Regions from separate parts of the Homo sapiens genome. Here region 2 is linked to region 1. A link is a loop called in an ENCODE intact Hi-C map of the cell type or tissue named here. Cell type or tissue: left ventricle myocardium inferior. All regions are shown on one strand. Links, peaks and the distances in the headings refer to the core of each region. The heading gives the core; the rest is flanking DNA.

Region 1 (10,196 bases), core at 1,368-9,367:
AACAACTTTGTCAAGTCTCGCATCGCGATTCTGCCTTGTTAATTTCCTTGTTTTTCGCTGTGGTTTTGGAGAAGCAATGTTTTCCATGATCTCTCAGGCTAGCCTCGGAATAAAACGTGGCAGAAGCGCTCCCGCGAACACATACCCATATATTTTATTCTACCTATTCCCTAGAGTCTGCTAACTTCAAAAGTCTAGATACTCACACAGCTGTTTACTTGCAGCAGTATTTGAAGAGATAACCTTGGTGTCTAGAAAGGTCTCAGAAACTGGAGGTAAGAGACCTGGATTCAAATCGCGCCTTGGCCACTTCCCAAAAGGCAACCGAGAGCCTCTCTGAGCTTGTCAGTTTCCGCATCTGCAAATTAGTGGTGATCAAACCTGTGGGGATGATTATGTGATAAATAACAGTAACCTAGTTTAAAACTAGGCACGTTATTGGAAGCTTTCAGTAAACGAAATAAAAAGCCTTTTCGAGAGGGTATTTTCCTTATTATTTTTACCTTTTCAAAAAATCTGAAATGAAATAATTTTATCTAATGTTCACTTCACAATTGGAAAAATAAATGATCTTTTGTGCCCTGAATACTGCAAAACTTGTACGCTGGTGCCATTTCCTGGGAAGGATCCAATGGGGCAGACTACAGTAGGGCCACCCAAGGTGTTTTCTAAAAACTTTCTGATCATTAGGACTGGCATACTGGGAATCTCCACGTCTCCACGTTGTTAAGATTTTAACCAGCTTTCTGTAAGTTTAACGCAGATACCTCATTCCCTAGGCAAATATTAATGAACAAAGGTGAGTTTCTTTTCTGTTCCCCTAACTAGCCCTGGGGCCTGGACTTCTCAGTCCTGGGCTTGCGAACTCCCCTGCCAGGCTACCAGCTCCAGGTCACCTGGTGTGAAAAACTATTGTGTAAAGTTGAGGCCTCAGGGCAGAGGGGAAAGGAAGGAATTTGCTCATTTCCAAAAGATTTGAATAATATTAGTGTTGTTTTCCCTGAAAGAGAAAAAAGGTTGGCCTTCTTAGTGGTTGAAAGATTTTCCTGTTGTGAAAGTAACCTACTCCTAATGAACTTCCTTCCCCTACCATCTTGGCAAGACCATCCAAGGCTTTTCTTGCTCCTTCCTCCTCTTTTTCATTTTCTGTAAGTCAAATGCAGCTTTTCTTATGATGATTTTCACATCTCAAAGCCTTGACCTCTTCAATTGGAGGGGCAGGGATGAGAACATGTCTAGGTACATTGATTGTATTAGACTCTATGCCAGCACTGTCCTCATCCCTGAGGACACAGGAAGCTCACAGCTCAGTAAAAAAAAAAAAAAAAAAAAGGCAGAGTTTACAATGGATTGTGATACCTCCAAAAAGTACTATATCAGCAATGTAGAAAAGAAGCTAAAAAGAACACATTGCTGAGATGACTAGGTGTTAAGGAGTTTTGAAGTAGGTGTAGGGGTTCACATACATACTTAAAGAAGTGCATATTTCACCCCTTTGCATTGCATCCTATTTGTTTACATTCTCCACTTTTAATGTTTCTAGTTCTTCTCTCCAAGTAAAAAGGAAATTCCCTAAAGAGATGATGTTGTCTACTTCTCATACCCTCCAAAGCTCCAAAAACTTCATCAAATTTGAAAGATGTCCAGTAAATGCTTACTGTTGAATATTTCACCAAAACTATAATGCCCAACTATTTAGACTATTGCCCAACATTTAGTCTCCTACCATCATCTTCCATTCCATTCTGGAACTCTGCTAGTTTTCCTCTTGCATTATCTAAATCCAATGTAGTGTTATACGTTCTTCAAGGCCCCAAATTCAGGCCCATTTCCAATCCAGCCTCGCTGCTTGGCCTACTCATTCCTGGATTCTCATTGCCCTTCCTATTTTGGCAATAATTTTTGAGCTTTAAAATTTTATTCTGAGGCCGAATGTGGTGACTCACATCTGTAATCCCAGCACTTTGGAAGGCCGAGGCAAAAGGATCACTTGAGCTCTGGAGTTTGAGACCAGCCTGGGTAACATGGTGAAACCCTATCTCTACCAAAAAAAAAAAAAAAATTAGCTGGACGTGGTGGCCCAGGCATGGTAGTGTGCACCTGTAGTCCCAGTTACTTGGGAGGCTTAGGTGGGAGGATGGCTTGAGCGGGAGGCTGAGGTTGCAGTGAGCTGACATTGCACCATTACACTCCAACCTGGGTGACAGAGAAAGACCCTGTCAAAAACAAACAAAAAAAAATTGTTCTCTGTTGTATTTTTTTCTGATTATGTCATGTAAGTATCTTGTATCTCTTAATTGAAAATTGGATGGGGCCATGATTTGTCTCATATTGAGGCAGCCATTGGCAATGAGGGAATCAGATGTTTCTAATATTAAGTCTCTGAGTGACCATATGCCATTCACCTGCCTCATATAGGCCTTGGGTCTGTCATTTATAAAATGAGCAGGTTAGGCTGGGTGTGGTGGTTCACACCTCTAATCCTAGCACTTTGGAAAGCCAAAGCGGAAGGATTGCTTGAGCCCAAGAGCTCAAGACCAGCCTGGGTAACATAGCCAGACACCATCTCTACAAACATAAAATTAAAAATTAGAGGGTTAAATTCAGTTATTTCCCAAAGACATTTCTACACCCAACATTCTCTAGTCCTACCTTTACCTTTGTATTATGCTGCTTTTCCCCCTCAGTGCTGGCCCCTAAGTAAACTCAAATCCACAATCATTCAGTAAAAGTTGCTAGGTTAAGTTTCTTTACACTTGTATGTTATTAATTTCCAAAAAGACCTCATATTTATCCGAGCTATCTAATGATAGCTTTCATTTGTATAACTTTAATAGTGTTTAAAGCACACTGTCATAATAATTTCATTTAAACCATAAAACAACTTAGATCAAGACAGGTATTACTGTCCTCACTCTTCAAATGTGAAAATGAAATATTAAGAGGTTGTGATTTGCTCAAAGTCATACAACCAGTTGAGTGGATGAGCCAAGGGTCAAACTCAGGACTCTCGGCTCCACATACCCAGTGCAGGCCACCTCCCTGGTTTTCCAAAATGGGATTCAAGACATATGATTCCATGAAATGTTACTAGGTGGGACTGAAAAGAAAATAATTCTTCGATGAAATAAATTTGCAGACTGCTACCTTATAATAAAGATAACTCGATTACTTTACTGTAGGGTTTTTAGAAATCCCCAAAGGGGCATGTAGTTTTACAAACTAATTTGATCACAGAAATCTTTTTTTAAGAAAGAGCTGGACCTGGCCAGGCACGGTGGTTCACGCCTGTAATCCCAGCAATTTGGGAGGCCGAGGTGGGTGGATCACCTAAGGTTGGGAGTTCCAGACCAGCTTGACCAACATGGAGAAACCCTGTCTCTACTAAAAATACAAAATTAGCTGGGCGTGGTGGCACATGCCTGTAATCCCAGCTACTCTGGAGGCTGAGGCACGAGAATCGCTTGAATCCGGGAGGTGGAGGTTGCGGTGAGCCGAGATCCTGCCATTGCACTCCAGCCTGGGCAACAAGAGCAAAACTCTGTCTCAAAAAAGAAAGAAAGAAAGAGCTGGGCCGGGTGTGGTGGCTCACACCTGTAATCCCAGCACTTTGGGAGGCAGAGGCGGGCAGATCATGCAGTCAGGAGTTCGAGACCAGCCTGGCCAAGACGGTGAGACCCCGTCTCTACTAAAAATACAAAAAATTAGCTGGGTATAGTGGTGCACGCCTGTAATCCCAGCTACTCAGGAGGCTCAGGCAGGAGAATCGCTTGAACCTGGGAGGTGGAGGTTGCAGTGAGCCGAGATCATGCACTCCATCCAACCTGGGCAACAGAGCGAGACTCTGTCTCGAAAAATAAAAAAATTTAAAAAAACAGACCTTTTAAGTCCAGCCCCCAGCCCTCATTGCTTTTCCTAAATTGCCTCAGAACACCAAGGAAAAAAAAAGAAGAAGAAAGAGCTGGTTACCACGGAACAGTTTTACAGACATGCTTCACCCAATATGATGAATTTATGCTTCATAAATGATTGCTGACTGACAATAATTCCTACCTAAGTGACTGAATACCTTATGTGAAGTTTCTAATTTTATATAGGTCTATCTTCATATGTGAGGGAGTAAGGAGAGGGATGTAAAAATAATATTTGAGTGACATCAGGTTTATAAATAACTATGAACCAGTGTACTCAGAAGGTGGGGGCTTCCATTGAAAGAACATAGAACAGCTATTTCGAGCCAACTGAGATTTGCAAGAGTATTTTAAAACACACTAGGAGGTAAACTCAGATGTAAACAGCCCTCTTAAGAGTGAGTGATGTCAAGGAGACATTAGTTCTTTTTGTTATTCAGTGCTTCCTGTCCCCAAATTACAGTCTTATTTGTCAAGCCTCAATAAAATGCCACAGCACAAACCAAATACAATAAAATGATGCTTTCAACCCTACTGGTCGTCTGTGGACCTTGTTTATACAAGTCACTGAAAGTCGCTGGTACTTTGGATTGTGTAAAAATTTTGGACTATCATTACTATTCTGCTTAGATTGTCTTGTGTTATTGAAAGAGAGCTGGCCCTGATTCAGAAACTCTGGTAAAGCAGCCAAGACGGGAAACCTGCAGTTCCTAAGAATAGACGTTACTGTTTATAATAATACTGCACTCTGTGTTTGGTGGGAAAAATCAACTTTATCAGTGATCAACTAATCCACAGGGGATCAGTATGAGGAAACTGAGGTATAGGGATTACAGGGATCCTGTGAGTAGGCAGGGAAAGGGGGAGGAGCTGTATGAATCAGGATGCCTTCAGTTGCAGGTGAATGGAGCCCAGATGAAAATGGCTTATGGAAAAAAAGGAAGAGGGGCTTGGCTCACCTATCTGGAAACCCAGAGTCCGAGTTTCAGGGCTACAAAGGATGTCATCGTCCTTCCTTCATTCCTTCATTCTCTTTTTCTCTCCATTCATCTCAGCATTTCCTTCTTCTGTCATCCTCTCCAACCAGCAGAGATGATAGCGCCAAAGAAAACTCCTTTGCGGCCAGGCACAGTGGCTCATGCCTGTAATCCCAACACTTTGGGAGGCCGAGGCGGGCGGATCACTTGAGCCCAGGAGTTCGACACCAGCCTGGTCAACAGGGCAAAACCCCTCTCTACTAAAAATACAAAAATTAGCCTGGCATGGTGGCACGTGCCTGTAATCCCAGTTACTGAGGAGGCTGAGGTGGGAGGATCGCTTAGCCCAGGAGACAGAGGTTGCATGGAGCCGAGATCCCGCCACTGCACTCCAGCCTGGGCAACAGAACGAGACTGTTTCAAAAAACAAAAAAGAAAACTCCTTTCCCACCATGGACATGGCGGGTAGAGCAGATTTTGTTATCCAAAGGGGAGGGAGACAAACACTCCAGGGAGCAAAAAAGAAAAAAAAAAAAAAAAAATATATATATATATATATATATAGTCTACCACAGAAGCTACTAGTTCTTCCCTCTGTCAGGGCCACAGAAGTGAGCAGGAAAGGAGAAAATAACCTTTTCACCATCAGAATCCTAGAGATTCATTGGATGATAGACCAGTCCAGCTCAGTCTAGAGCTACTCTCTCATTTACCCCACCTTGCACACTTCAAGGTTTTCACAGACATGATCCCTGCCTAAATACTGGTTGATCTACGTATCAAACACTTTTGCCCATAGTTTCTTATCTATGAATCTATAGAATTTTCTAAACAAAAACAGAGCTTATCTCTTGCCAAATTGGGACATCTACAATTTATATTCTGTTTTCTGAAATCTCAGTGTTTCCAAAACCCAAGATTCACTCACACCTTACAGAAACCCAGTGCCATCTCCCTTTCCGATCCTACACACAGACACATAGAGTGAAACAGAAAAGATTCAAACATTGGCAGTTACATTGTGACTGAAACTTAGTGGATTATTAATTTCCTGCTTTTGGTCTTTCTCTCAATTGTCAAACATTCATTTTAAAAAAAAAATATTTTGGCCAGGCACGATGGCTCATGCCTGTAATCCCAATACTTTGGGAGGCCGAGGCGGGTGGATCACGAGGTTAGGAGATTGAGACCATCCTGGCCAACGTGGTGAAACCCCGTCTCTACTAAAAATACAAAAAGTAGCTGGATGTGGCGGCATGTGCCTGTAATCCCAGCTACTCAGGAGGCTGAGGCAGGAGAATCTCTTGAACCCAGGAGACTGAGGTTGCAGTGAGCTGAGATCACACCACTGCACTCCAGCCTGGGCAACAGAGTGAGACTCCGTCTCAAAAAAAAAAAGTGTTTTGGCCAGCCTCGGTGGCTTATGCTTATAATCCTAGCACTTTGGGAGGCCGAAGCAGGCAGATCATCTGAGGTCAGGAGTTCGAGACCAACCTGACCAACATGGAGAAACCCCGTCTCTACTTAAAAATACAAAATTAGCCGGACGTGTTGGCGCATGCCTGTAATCCCAGCTACTTGGGAAGCTGAGGCAGGAGGACAGCTTGAACCCGGGAGGCAGAGGTTTTGGTGAGCCGAGATCGTGCCGTTGCGCTCCAGCCTGGGCAACAAGAGCGAAACTCCGTCTCAAAAAAAGAAAAAAAAAAAAAAAGACAGTGTTTTTATGTGTCCATGTGTACACGATTACGAAATTGAGGGTTCTCAAACAGTGTATGTTACCTAGAAAACTTTAGGCATTTATGATTCTAAACAAATACAAAGAGGAAAACTATAAAATCAATGTGGTTATTTAATACAATATGGCTACTGGGAAGATTATACTGGAAATCTAGACACTTGAGGTTTCATCTCAGCTTTTTGTGATGTCACTATGCCTCATTTTCTTCATTTGTGAAAAAAGGGGATTGACCTAGATGGACTCTAACACTCTTCCAAATCTAATAGATTATGACTGTGATATTATTTTATGTGTGTGATATTATTTTATGTGTGTATTAGTCTCCACCCCCCAAGGCTCAAGTGATCCTCCTACCTCAGCCTCCCAAGTAGCTGGGACTAGAGGTGTGCGCCATCACACCCAGCTACTTTTTGTATTTTTTGTAGAGATAAGGTTTCTACATGTTGGCCAGCCTGGTCTTGAACTCCTGAGCTCGAGCTCAAGGGATTCACTGGCCTTGGCCTCCCAAAGTGCTAGGATTACAGGTCTCAGCCACCTCGCCAGGCCTATTCCCATAGCCTTTGTTATAATCTCTTGTTATAATGTTGGGCTTGCTAGGTCTCAGGGACAGGCCTCAGGAAACAGTTGCTCTCTGACTTTCTCCTGCCTATTTTTTTTTTTTTTTTTTGAGATGGAGTTTCACTCTTGTTGCCCAGGCTAGAGCGCAATGGCTCCAAATCTTGGCTCACCACAACCTCCGCCTCCTGGGTTCAACCGATTCTCCTGCCTCAGCTTCCCAAGTAGCTGGATTACAGCCATGTGCTACCATGCCCGGCTAATTTTGTATTTTTAGTAGAGACGGGGTTTCTCCATTTTGGTCAGCCTGGTCTCGAACTCTCGAACTCTCGACCTCAGGTGATCCGCCCGCCTCAGCCTCCCGAAGTGCTGGGATTACAGGTGTGAACCACCGTGCCCGGCTTCTCCTGCCCTTCTTTCACCTGCCCCAGTGCAAGACACTAATCTGCTTTTCTTTTTTCTTTTTACTTTTTTGAGACAAGGTCTCACTCAGTTGCCCAGGCTGGAGTGTAGTTGTGTAATCATAGCTCCCTGTGGCCTGAAACTCCTGAGTTCAAGCAATCCTCCGGCCTTGGCCTCCCGAAATGCTAGGATTACTGGCATGAGCCACCTCGCCAGGGCTTCCCCCACCCCTCATCTTTCGGATTCTGGGTCTTAAAGGGTCCACCATATATACCCTAGGGGAAGGAATGCTGGATTCATGAAGCTTCCATAAAAATCCAAGAGGGTCCTGGCAAAGTGGCTTACACCTATAATCTCAACACTCCGGTAGACCTAGGCGGGAGGATCGCTTGAGGCCAGGAGTTTGAAACTAGCCCGGGCAACAGAGCAAGACCCAGTCTCTCAAAAAAAAAAAAAAAAAATTAGTCCGGGAGCAGTGGCTTATGCCTGTAATCATAACACTTTGGGAAGCCGAGGAAGGTAGATCACCTGAGGTCAGGAGTTCAAGACCAGCCTGGCCAACACGATGAAACCCCATCTCTACTAAAAATAAAAATACAAAAATTAGCCAGGCATGGTGGCTGGCACTATAATCCCAGCTACTCAGGAAGCTGAGGCAGGAGAATCACTTGAACCTGGGGGACACAGGTTGCAGGGAGCGGAGATTGTGCCATTGCACTCCAGCCTGGGTGACAGAGCGAAAGTCACTCTCAAAAAAAAAAAGAAATTAGCTAGGTGTGGTGGCGAGTACCTGTAGTACCAGCTACTTGGGAGGCTGAGGTAGGAGGATCACTTGAACTCAGAAGGTCAAGGCTGCAGTGCACTGTGATAGTGTCACTGAACTCCAGCCTGGGGGACAGAGAGAGGAGACCTTATCTCAGAAAATTTAAAAAACAAAACAAAACAAGAGGACTGGGTTCAGGGAGCTTCCATATAGCTGACCAAGTGGAGGTTCCTGGAGAGTGGCACACTGGGGAGTGCACGGATGCTCCACCCTCTCCGCCATGCCTTGCCCCACACATTTCTTCATCTGCATCCTTTGTAGTATCCTTTATAATAAGCTAGTAAATGTAAGTAATTGTTTCCCCGAGTTCTGTGAGCCCCTCTAGCAAATTAATCAAACCCAAGAGAGCGTCATGGGAACCCCACCCAACTCAAAGCTGGTTGGTCAGAAGTTCCACAGGCCCGGACTTACAAATGGTGTTGGGGATGAGTCTTGGGGACTGAGCCTTCAACCTGTGGGATCTGAGGCTATCCCCAGGTGGATAGTGTTGGAATTGAATCAAAGGACTCTCAGCTGGTGTCTGCTTCTTGGTGTATAGGGAAAACCTCCATTCATTTGGTCCCAGAAAACTTCTGTGTTGATGATTATTGTGGTGGTATGTGAGTAGGGGAAAAACAGTTTCCAAATTTTTCCCCAAATAATGACTATATTCAAAACATTTACAGCCTGGCACGGTGGCTCATGCCTGCAGTCCCAGCATTTTGGAAGGCCAAGGCAGGCATATCACCTGAGGTCAAGAGTTCGAGACCAGCCTGGCCAACATGGCGAAACTTCGTCTCTACTAAAAACACAAAAATTTGGACGTGCGCTGTGGCTCACGTAATCCCAGCACTTTCGGAGGCTGAGGCGGGCGGATCGTGAGGTCAGGAGATCGAGACCATCCTGGCTAACACGGTGAAACCCCATCTCTACTAAAAATACAAAAAAAAAATTAGCCGGGTGTGGTGGCGGGTGCCTGTAACCCCCGCTGCTCGGGAGGCTGAGGCAGGAGAATCACTTGGACCCGCGAGGCAGAGGTTGAAGTGAGCCCGTGATTGTGCCACTGCACTCCAGCCTGGATGACAGAGTGAGACTCCGTCTCAAAAAAAAAAAAAAAACACACACAAAAAAACAAAAATCAGTCGGGTGTGGTGGTACACACCTTTAGTCCCAGCTACCTGGAAGGCTGAGGCAGCAGAATCACTTGAACCCAGAAGGCAGATGTTGCAGTGAGCTGAGAACATACCATTGTACTCTAGCCTGGGCAACAGACAAAACAAAAAACAAAAAACAAAAACCTCCATCTCAAAAAAAAAAAAAAAGTATTAAACTTAGCCAGGCACAAAGGCACAATAGTCACAGCTACTTGGGAGCTGAGGCAGGAGGACTGATCAGTTGAGTCCAGAACTTTGAGGTTGCAGTGAGCTATGATCGCACCACTGCACTCCAGCCTGGGCAACAGAGCAAGACCCTAGCTCTAAAAAAACAAAAAAAGAAACCTCAAAAGAGACAGCCAGACAGACAGATATAAATAGGACACACATTGGTCACAGTTATGCTTTTGGCACTCTGAGTGTTTGAATTGATATTTTTGAAGGTGAGACCAGGGGCCCAGTTGATAGAGTTTGTATCTCCAAAGCATCCTTTGACCCAAAACAGGTAACCTGGAATTCTCTTATCCTAGAAGGCAAGAAAAACCAGAAGGAAGGAGCCACATTTTTGGAAGTTACTATAGAGCAGATCCTTGGAGATTGGAGATTTCGCAAGTCATGTCAGTATGCCTGGGACTGTCCCAGATTTTCCCAGGCCTC
Region 2 (10,196 bases), core at 1,485-9,484, 250 kb before region 1:
TCGCACGAGGGGAAGTGGTTTTAGACTTGGAAGACAGGTGCATGCACCCACACAGTTCATTATAGCAAGCAGAGCAAAGGCACTTCTCGGCAGCACCCCCTAAAAATTACATTCCTCCACATTTCAATACAGTCACATTTATGCTTTTAAGCTGAACAATAACAAAAAAAAATCCACATATCATATTTGAAATGAAAGATCAGAGTATCCTCTGGGCCCATATCTTTCATGCAGTTGAAAAGATGAAAGGTCACAGTCTAATCACTTGTATCAAGCAGTCACAAGGGAATCTACAATTTGCTTTTACTGACCTTATTTTCAGAGTACTTAACTAATAGGATCTGAGGGTTTGAAAATTTTCCTTTTATTTCTCACAATGTCCCTGGTATAAGGAGTTGGCCAGACTGGCTCCAAAGGAATAATAGGGCCCAGGAAGGTTAAATATCACATCTCAAGTCTCATTGAAGGTCAGAGTCAGAGCCAAATTAGAATCTGGAGCCATGGGTCAACCCATCTGGGCTGGTTAGACTGGAACAGGGAAGGAGGAGGAGAGGGAAGAGGGAGAAAGTGGGGAAAGGGTGACAGGAGAGGATCCCCGTCAACACCTGCAGGATGCCCTGCATGAGCACATGGCGCTCCCTGCAAGGACTCTACCCTGAGCCCCGGAAGCAGCTGAAACTCCTGCACTAACTCAGAGGACAGAGGCCGGCTGTGTGAGGGGCACCCCAGGACCTCTTTCCTGCACCTAAGATCCTGCACAGGGAACAGGTCACACGAACACGCCATGGAGCATGGGGGCAGGCAGGGCCATCCCAGGCTAAGGCAGTACTTTCTGTTCCTCCTCAGCTCTTTCCTCTGTCCAACTGTACTAATTCCTCTCATCCCCTTACAAATGAAAACCTTGAACTGAATGAAGGCCAAGTGCTGAGAGTGAGCTCTGACCAGCTGAGATGACAGGCGTATCCCACGCATCCCTATTCGTGACCGTGCAAGAGGATGTGCGCACCCGTGTCTGTCCGTGCATGAGAACATGAACAGTCACATGTACATGACTCAGGTCCTCTGCCACCCTTCATTCCTGCCTCGCCATCCCAAGGATGGGTTCTCAGGGCAGAAAGGCAAGATCTGGAAGCTCACCTGGATATGGCCTCCAGTTCTGATGTGGCCCATGAGAATTTTACCACAAGTAAACTAAAAAAACTCAAAAAAGCATAGTGGGATGAATAGAAGATAAACAAAAACAACTTAACCCTACTCTAGGATTCTGGGAAAGGAGACAGGATGCAGTCACATGGTGTAATCACTGTCTTTCTGTCTTTCTCCCTGGGTTGCTTCTAATTCTGTTCTCTTTCATGAGCAAAAACCTTACACATTGGAGAGTTCTGTACAATTCTCCATCAGACCAACAGCATTGGGAACAGCGGGGGAGTGAAGAATCACAGACCCAGGACCAAAGCTCGGTGCCTCCCTGGGCTTTGTGCCTCCAGTGCTGACAATCCGGGGCCCAATGGTTAAGAGACGCCAGGTGAGCACATGGTGTGGCCCAATTCCACACCGTGGCTGTTGTCTCTGGGAAAACTGAGGTCTGTTTTGGCCAACAGTGGCCAGTGTTTAATATGTGCTAGGTGTGTGTGGACTGTGGAAATGTAAATGTGGTGATTCTTGCCATGCCCACCCCCCCAACTGCATACTATTTGCTAGGTAAAGGTTCACATGTGCATGCATACATACCTGTCTGCCTATGTGTGACTATAGTCACATGTTCACGTTCAGAGAGAAATATCCACAACGTCACCAAGAATGAGAAAGGCCACCTCTACCGCAAGACGAAATCGAGTATTTTCACACCACAATAACCATGTAAGTCACTCTGCAACACTGCCAGCCAGGAAATCTCTTCCGTCCCCTCTACAACTTCCTCTGAAGCTACCTTTAAGGATCATAGCCTCCAGTCTCTTCTAGGGAAGATTTTAACCCTCTATTTTTAACTCTGTGAGGAAAGCTCATCAATGATCCCATGACTTAGCGGATGTTAAAATGGAGGGGGGAACAGGAGCACGAGGCATCAGTGAAATGCCACCTGTCCGGGGACAAGCCCTCAGCTGTGTGCCTGCAGGAACCTGCCCTTATCCCCACTACTCATCCCTAGGGTTGTGAGAAATCAATGTCCAGGAATGGGAACATCTGGACAGCAATAATGGCCAAGCCCTGAGGGATTCTTCAAAACTGCCTCACCAGAACCGGCATTATCTGTGGCCCTGTTGGGGGATAGCGGGTGGGGGGACAGCGCAGGACAGGCAGGGGCAGGAGGTGGTCAGGGTGGCAGCCACCTACACTCTGTGGATGCTACAGCCTGGGACTCAAATGCCTTCAGTGGAAGAGGTGCCACCCAGCCACACCCAGTTCCACAGACTGCTCGGCAGTGCACACAGCATGCACATATTCTGCTTCAAAGGCCAGGTGGTGAAATGTTAACTTGTCACATCAAAAAGAACAGAAAAGTAGACCAGGATCATCCATTAACAGAACTATCCCATTTGCAGGTGTGTTTCAAAACCTACCCTGAGAAAAACATGTTCCCTGCCACTCTACCGCTCATCTGGAGCCCAGGGTGGGTGGGTGGGAGAAGGCTTAAGTAAAAAAGTGAGTTCACTTTCTTGGTGAATGCAGTGGCACCCAGGGATGAATGCAAATCCAACTGATGGATCTTCGCAGGACAAAAGGTGCAGGCGCCTGCAGCTCATGCAAAGGTGCGCTCTGTCTGTCCCTGTCTTGCTTCTGGGCATCACCTCCTGCTTCTTGAGCCCTCTGAAGATGAATTTTTAGCTTGGTGAAGTGAAGTGGGAAACTGGGGTCTGGCACACATGTAGGCACCCCTGCTGGACTTTACCTGTTTCCGTAAGTCCTGAGCCGACCGATGCAGAGGGGGGTGGTGATGGGTGGCAGCAAGCCCCTTGGCCGAGGAACCCGTGGAGGGGGCCGCTGCGGGGTGGTTAGCTGAAGCCTGCTCCCGGCGGCTGTCAGCCCGGTGATCGCTGTGCTTCTCCTTTGCGGGAGTGGCCTCTTTGCTTTTGTGTTTTTGAACAGGTTCCTTCTCCCGTGTTGACCTGCTGGAACCATTGAAAACTAGAAAGGAAGGAGAAAACAAGAATGAAATCACTACCTTGACCACTACCACGCAAACTACTGATATGGTTTGGCTCTGTGTCCCCACCCAAATCTCATGTCCAACTGTAATCCCCATGTGTTAGCGAGGGAACTGGTGGGAGGTGACTGGATCATGGAGGCAGTTTCCCCTATGCTGTTCTCGTGATAACAAGTGCGTTCTCATGAGATCTGATGGTTTAAAAGTGTTTCCCACCTCACGCTCTACCTTTCCTGCTGCCATATAAGAAGTGCTTTGCTTCCCCTTCGACTTCCACAATGATTGTAAGTTTCCTGAGGCCTCCCCAGCCATGCGGACCTGTGAGTCCACTTAACCTCTTTTCTTTATAAATTACCCAGTCTCAGGTAGTATCTTTATAGCAGTGTGAGAATGGACTAATACACCTCTACTCCCTGAAGTCAGAAAGAATCAACCATCAAATGTCAGAGCGAGACTCTGTCTCAAAAAAAAAAAAAAAAAAGTCTATTCTCAGATTTAAAAGAGATGCATTTTGAGGCCAGAGAGCTACTGACATGCATGAGTTCGGGGCGCAGCTGCTTTATCTGACCTATCAGTGACAACAGAGATGAAGAAAGGGATGATGGAACTTTGAGCCAGACCCATTTTCTGTTCCTAAATTCAAAAACAGCAATAGCTAATAGCTAGTATTTCTTAAGTGCTTCCTATAAGCCAGGGGAACTATGCTAAAGTCCTGAAGTACATTGAGCCTCTGAATCCTCAGAACAACCCTACTGGACAGGACACTTACAGATGGAGGGGGTACGTGCCTGGCACAGGCCATGCCACCTATCCCTGGCACATGAAGTCAGCCTGCCTCCCAAGCCCACCCCATCCACCCCAAACCCCAGGTGGCTACAAGTGAGAATTTCCAGTGAGCATGGTGCTTCCTACCCATGAGGCAGAGACTTCAAAAGAGAACAGGGATGCTTGGGGTTTCTACAGAAAACCAGAAACACCAACGTTATGGGTTTATCCTTCTGCTTTACAGTCCCTCCCCATGGAATAAACGAGACTTTCACATCCATTTCTCTGGAACCCACAGGCCTTGTCTCCCCACAAACAGTCCAAACAGGGCCTGTTTCTTCAGGGAAGGAGGAAGCACACCCTGTTCCTGGGTTGCCTTTAGGCAGATCAGCAAGGGGAAGCTATAGTGATCTTTTAGCCATCATCCTGCCAGAGGGAGTTTTCAAAAGGTTACTGTGTCCACTCATGCATCTGGCACTTGAGCAGCTCCAGGCCATCCCCACCCCAACCAGGACTGGCAGAACTTCAGGTAGAATTCCCTCACCCCCACAGCAGCAGATGAAAGTGAAAATTATTCCTCCTTTGAGTTGTAAATCTCTTCCTATTGGCTTGCAGAAGGGGAAATCAAATCTTTCCTCCTCTAAACATCTTACCTGTCTGTCCTTTCTGAAAACTCCCTTTTCCCCAACATTCAATCTCACATGGAATTTTAAGAGTCCTTTAAATTATATTAATGTCTTATAAATTGCAAATACTGTCCTCTTTTGCCGTTTACTTTTTCATTTGCTGTGGTGCCAAATCTGCTAACAAATTTCTTTGTTTCTTGCTTTCGTGCTTAACCTACCCTTCCGTATATCTTCTCCCAGTTTTATGAAAGTATAACAATTAAAATGGTACGTTTACAGTATGACATGTTTTAATACATGTATAAAGTGATTAATCAAGCTAATTACCACACCCAATCCCCTTATATACTTTTGTGCTAAGAATATGTAAGATAAGCAACTTGAGTATACACTACATTATTAGTGACTAGTCACAAGGCTGTCCAGTAGATCTCCAGATTTTCTCTCTCCCTTCAAACCAACTTTGCATGCACCCTTTCATCAACATTTCTCCATTCCACCACCCATGCTTTCAAACGGTAAAATAATCTTCTAAGTTTCCTTCTAATTGTTTTCTAATTAAACTGCTTGGATTTAATTCTTTAGTCCAATTGTCATGGTATAAGATGGAGATCTCCATTATCCCCATCTGGATTATCGGTTGTGAGCCTTTATCTCAAAGTTCCTTCCAACACCAGTGATTAATAGATTTTAAAATACTGAAGGAAAGACCAGGCCACGTCAAAATATGGGATACAATCCGACGTTGCACAAGATTCTACTGGATACTCTCAGTTAACACAGAAAATGGAGAGTTTCAAATGGCTGGCATTTATTCTAAGTAACTACCCATTGTCAGAAACCATCAATCATGCCCAAGCTGGCAGTATCTGTGCTAGCTTTCAAGACAAATTAAAAGCAACATCCGTAAGAAGTCATACTTCAATGTGATTAAAAATCAAGCCAAGGGAACATGAATCTAGGCAATTCTTGACTGTTCACCAATTTTCTAAAGCAGTGAACACAGCTTATTAAAACATAGGAAGTAGTTGCTTTTTTTTTAATCTCCAATACTCCTCCAAACTTCTCTGTGCTTTTTCCTGCCATTAAGACATGTCTCATGGTGAGGCCTGCTACAAAGAAGCACCAGTTCTATAATTACTTCTCTTTATTCACTTAACAAAATATTACTATATGGGTTTCCCGCCCTTCAAAACATTATCTGCAGCTCATTCCCAGCTCTGTTGTTTGCAGCTGGGCAAGTTATTTAATCATCAGTTTTCCCATCTATAGACTGGGGAATAGCAGATGTTCCGGTAGGTAGAACATCTACCACAATGTCTGGGGTTCAGTAGGTACACAGTATTTGGGAGACACTATCACTGCATGTTTAAAAGGGCCATCTCAGGTTACTGCACAATCAGATTGTGGGCAAATCTCTTTTTGCCTCATATCCCTCCCTGCAGACAGAGTATAAAGAAGGGCTTCAATGCAGACAAACACTGGTCTCAGCAAGACCCAATACAACCTCCTACTCCTCTGGGTCATTAATTTGTCCACACTGACCATGCCTGTTACGTCTCCTACTCATGCCAGACCATGACTGAGAGTCTGTGGACAAAGTCCAGCAGAGCCAGGTGCCTCCTAACACTTGCCAGTATCACTTTCATGGGAAAAAGAGGAGTAGCTAATCACCTGCCTGAGCAAAAAGAAATACAACACTGAAAACACATCCCAATTTTCCACTAGCGACGTATGGTCAGATCAGTGGATCTCAAAGGAGATTTACAGACCCTTCAAGGACCTAGAAACCCTTGCAGGAGATGTGCTAGGGTCGAAACTATTTCATAATAATACAAAGACATTATTTGCCTTTACAATGGATAGACATCTGCACTGATGGCACGAAAAATGGTAGGTTAACTATAAGGGAAATGCAAATCAAAACCATAATGAGATACACCACTTTACATCGACTAGGATGTAAAGTCATATCATAAAGATGGATAATGATGACTGATTGCAAGGATGTGGAGAAACTGTAACCCTCACACACTACTGGCGGAAATGCAAAATGGTTTCTCCTTTTCAGATAGCTCCTCAAAAGGAGAAACGTAGGAGTTCCCATATGACCCACCAATTCCATTTCCAGGAATGTACACAAGGGAAATAAAAAATATGTCCACATAAAAACTTGCACACAAATATTCACAGCAGAATTATTACTAATCGTTAAAAATTGGGGGAAATCACCGAAGATCCAACTGATATTTATTTAGATAAAGTGGTATATCCATACAATGAAGTATTAGCCATAAAAAGGAAATCAAGTATTGATACATGCTACAGTACATTTAATGGGTATATTCTATAATGTGTGAATTTTATCTCAACAAAATATATTTTTAAAATATGGGTGAAATCACGGGTACTTTAGCATAAACAAAGGCAATGGCACCAAACTACTATACACTAGTCTAATATGCATTTCATCCCTACCATGGATTAGTAGCAGTTAAAAAAAAAAAACAGCCAGTTTCACTTAAGAATGACCTTGATAAAGTCATACAAACAGTGAGTATGACTGAATCATGGCCCCTGAGCACACATACTTTGTGTGACAAGATGCTATTACACATAAAGCACTTCTCCTATATACAGAAATACAATGATCATCTCTAGGGAAAAGCACTTGTGTGATTGTGCAAGTTTTGGGCTAGCCCCTTTTTCATAGGATGTTGTTTTTATTTCAAGAAGGACCAACACACTATAGTTCTTCGGACTTAGTTATTTGTAGTTTTTACTTAGTTACTAGATTTTTTTCAAAAATGAACAAAGCAAGCCTGTCTATTCAAGGAAAGTAACTAATAGTCGTTGCTGCCAATGACAGAATTCATGCTTTCAGGCAAAAATTAGAATTTCAGAAAACCAGTATCTGCCATCATGAGTTCGACAGAAATTCTTTGATGATGTACCCTTGTTCATTACCAAAGGTGCTAACAAGAACTCACTGAACCATTATTTTCAAATGAACAACATAGGATGCTACAAAACAGTGCATGGGTTAAAGGTCCATTCAAAGAAAAAGACAAACCAATGGATATTAATGTAACAGTATGAAAAGTTCACTGATACAGGTACAGGTTCCCAGAGCAACTGACCTGTAGGAAACTACCAGTAGAGCCTACTATCCTATCAAGTACTGAAATCATCTACAAAGACCGTTTCCCATGTACATACATATTTATCCAAAGCTGATTTTCTTCATATACATCAACCAAACTATGTACTGCAACACTCAAGAGATGAATACAGAAGCAATCATAATATGGCTGTATCCTACTTAGTAAGACATTAACGGGATTAACAAAAAGGTCAAATAATGTAACTCTTAATAAGTTTTTGGTTTTGGACTATGATTATTTTTCATTAAAAAATGCTATATGTGTTTAACACGTAACTGGTTTGTGTCATTTTTTAAATGAATAAATATCTTAAAGTGTCTTAACTTTTAATTCTAATATGGTAGATATGAGAATTAAAGCTGATATTAATAAATATAATCCACATTAATAAAAGCCTTTTGGGGTCCCTCAATAACTTCTAAAAGTAGAAAGGGGTCTGGAATTCAAAATGCCTGAAACCCTGGGGCCAGATCATCTGTTCCATTACTCCTTACATGATGATTTCAAGAAGCTTGATGTGTCACATAAAAACTGACAGGAGTCACCTGTTCGGTGATAAATCACTTGGCAGGGCAAGGCCAGTTGCTAAGCTGGGACTTTCACAGACACTTGAAGAGTGTGACTGTGGTTAGTCAGCAGTATCTTTCTTATCTGAAAAAAACAGATCCTTCATTGCAGTATCCGTACCTGAAACCAGATGCACAACTCTTTGATTGTATTTTGAGGTCACAAAACCTACTGCTCAGGAAAATACTATGGACAGCAAAGCGGTGAGTACCAGGATTATAGGAAAGGGGAAACGGAGACGAGAGGGAGGCAGGTGAAATTAACATAGTGAACCATAAACTGGCTGCCCTGAAGACTTCAGCAAGGTACTCTACTAAAGAATATTTTGATGAGATATCTGGAAATGGAAGAGTTTTCAAACATACGGAAATTAAAAACTGAATCAAATTAACTTTCATTTGCAAACAAAGAGAAGGTTTCCAACCAAACCCACTTTTTGTAACCATCATGCTGTTTTAGAGCAGCGATATACCCAAATGGCAAACATAGCCAGAAAGTCAAATCATGTGTTAAACGGGAAGTAAAGGGGGCAGGGGGAGGACTGGGCAACACCGACAGAGCCAAAGACAAGGTATATTTTGTACTCAACAGCTCATTAATTTTAAGTGTCGTGGGAACCTGCCAGTTTTACTCCTCCAAGTAATTATCTTTTGTCTTAATTTGTAAGATTTGAGAAAGGGAGAGAAGAGGAAAGGAAAAAAAATATTCACTCTCACAGGGAAAGATTAAACCCTGTGAACATAAGAGAGAGAAAGACAGAAAGTTCAATGTATAGAAGTCCTCCACACACTGTCCCCAATTAAAAGAAATAATTGGACTAGTTTCTTTAAGGAGAGAAAAAAAGCATTCATCACTGTGAACCATATTAGGAAATTGTATTGTACTCAGATACAAATAGCTTTACATTAACGAACAGAGACAAATATATTGATTTGTATACACATACTCTGAAAGTTAAACGGCCTATAGAAAAGTGTTTTCACACCACGGCAGGCAAAATCTTTAAATCCAAAGGCTATTATTTTGATTTAGGGTCACCTCATCCCTGAGAAGGTAAGATTTGCTCCCAATGAGGGATGAAAAAGATATGGGCAAAAGAAGTTACTTTAGAAACATATTTAATAGCAATCCTGTAACAATTTGAAAGGCAGAGAGATACACTTTCCTAGGGGAATTCACAACTATACCTCCAGGGAGCTTGTCCTAAACAATGTTCCCCAAAAGCTTTGTTCGCATATTTAGATGCTGACACAAGTTTCCTGGAAGAGACCCTCAAGGAAGGCAGCCCTATGAGAAACTGATCGCAAGGTTTTTAATACCCTCACTCCATGCACAGACTCTTGATTTTGATGTCTAGTTCTGCTCACCAACCCCGTTTGGGCCTCAATTCCCTGAACTACAGACCAGCTGGCTGCTTCCTCTTATCCGCCCTCCAGGACTTGCTGAAGTATTTTGAATAAAGTATATAAGTGCTTTGCGTTCTTCAGAGAAAGGAGTTGCGCAAATATAAGAAGAATGATCTTTTCGAAAGCTCTTGCTGCAATGGCAAAGATCCACATGTGAAAAATATAATTTTTAGAGAAAGCTGACAAAGCTGGCCTTCTACTTTTACCTGTCTCCAAGCGCCTCCCAGAACCAGACGCCCCTATCTTGCCAATTACCCATGCTAATAAAGGCACCTCATCCAAACACAAGAGGGAATCCTGATGTGTATTATTAGATTATTAGATGTGTATGAAACAGGAGTCCTTACTTGGCATCCAGCAAAAGTTATAAGATATCCTGGAATTATGCAGTGTATGACCTGAAATAATACAGTTCAGAAGGCCTAACCTCCTTGAAAGAGAAAAATCCAGACAAGGACCATTACAGAAAGTCAGCCGAAACATCTGCTAGCAAGGCAACAAAGGAAAAGAAGACCCTGAAGAT

Evidence for each region. Hi-C counts contacts between places; a loop is a spot of excess contacts. Peaks named below come from ENCODE experiments on the same cell type or tissue, not always from the same donor. Only the 100,000 strongest peaks of a DNase experiment are listed, where the experiment ranks them.
Region 2: a loop joins it to region 1, with 2.6 times the contacts of the local background. A loop is called at or near these places in 39 of 110 quality-filtered maps.

Annotation. Positions count from the first base shown.
Region 1 is chr6:15,234,211-15,244,406 of GRCh38, reverse strand. It overlaps JARID2-DT (JARID2 divergent transcript), which reads left to right. Exons shown (of 1, transcript NR_187237.1): 1 at 1-484. Among named protein-coding and RNA genes, the nearest start is that of JARID2-DT, 6.1 kb to the left of the region's middle. RefSeq lists enhancers at 1-223, 4,579-5,079, 5,080-5,580. In left ventricle myocardium inferior, for the core only: a CTCF peak has its summit at 4,440; no DNase peak of the experiment used is centred there; H3K27ac peaks cover 1,315 bases.
Region 2 is chr6:15,480,237-15,490,432 of GRCh38, reverse strand. JARID2 (jumonji and AT-rich interaction domain containing 2) reads right to left here. Exons shown (of 18, transcript NM_004973.4): 6 at 2,891-3,126. Among named protein-coding and RNA genes, the nearest start is that of DTNBP1-AS1, 61 kb to the left of the region's middle. In left ventricle myocardium inferior, for the core only: no CTCF peak of the experiment used is centred there; no DNase peak of the experiment used is centred there.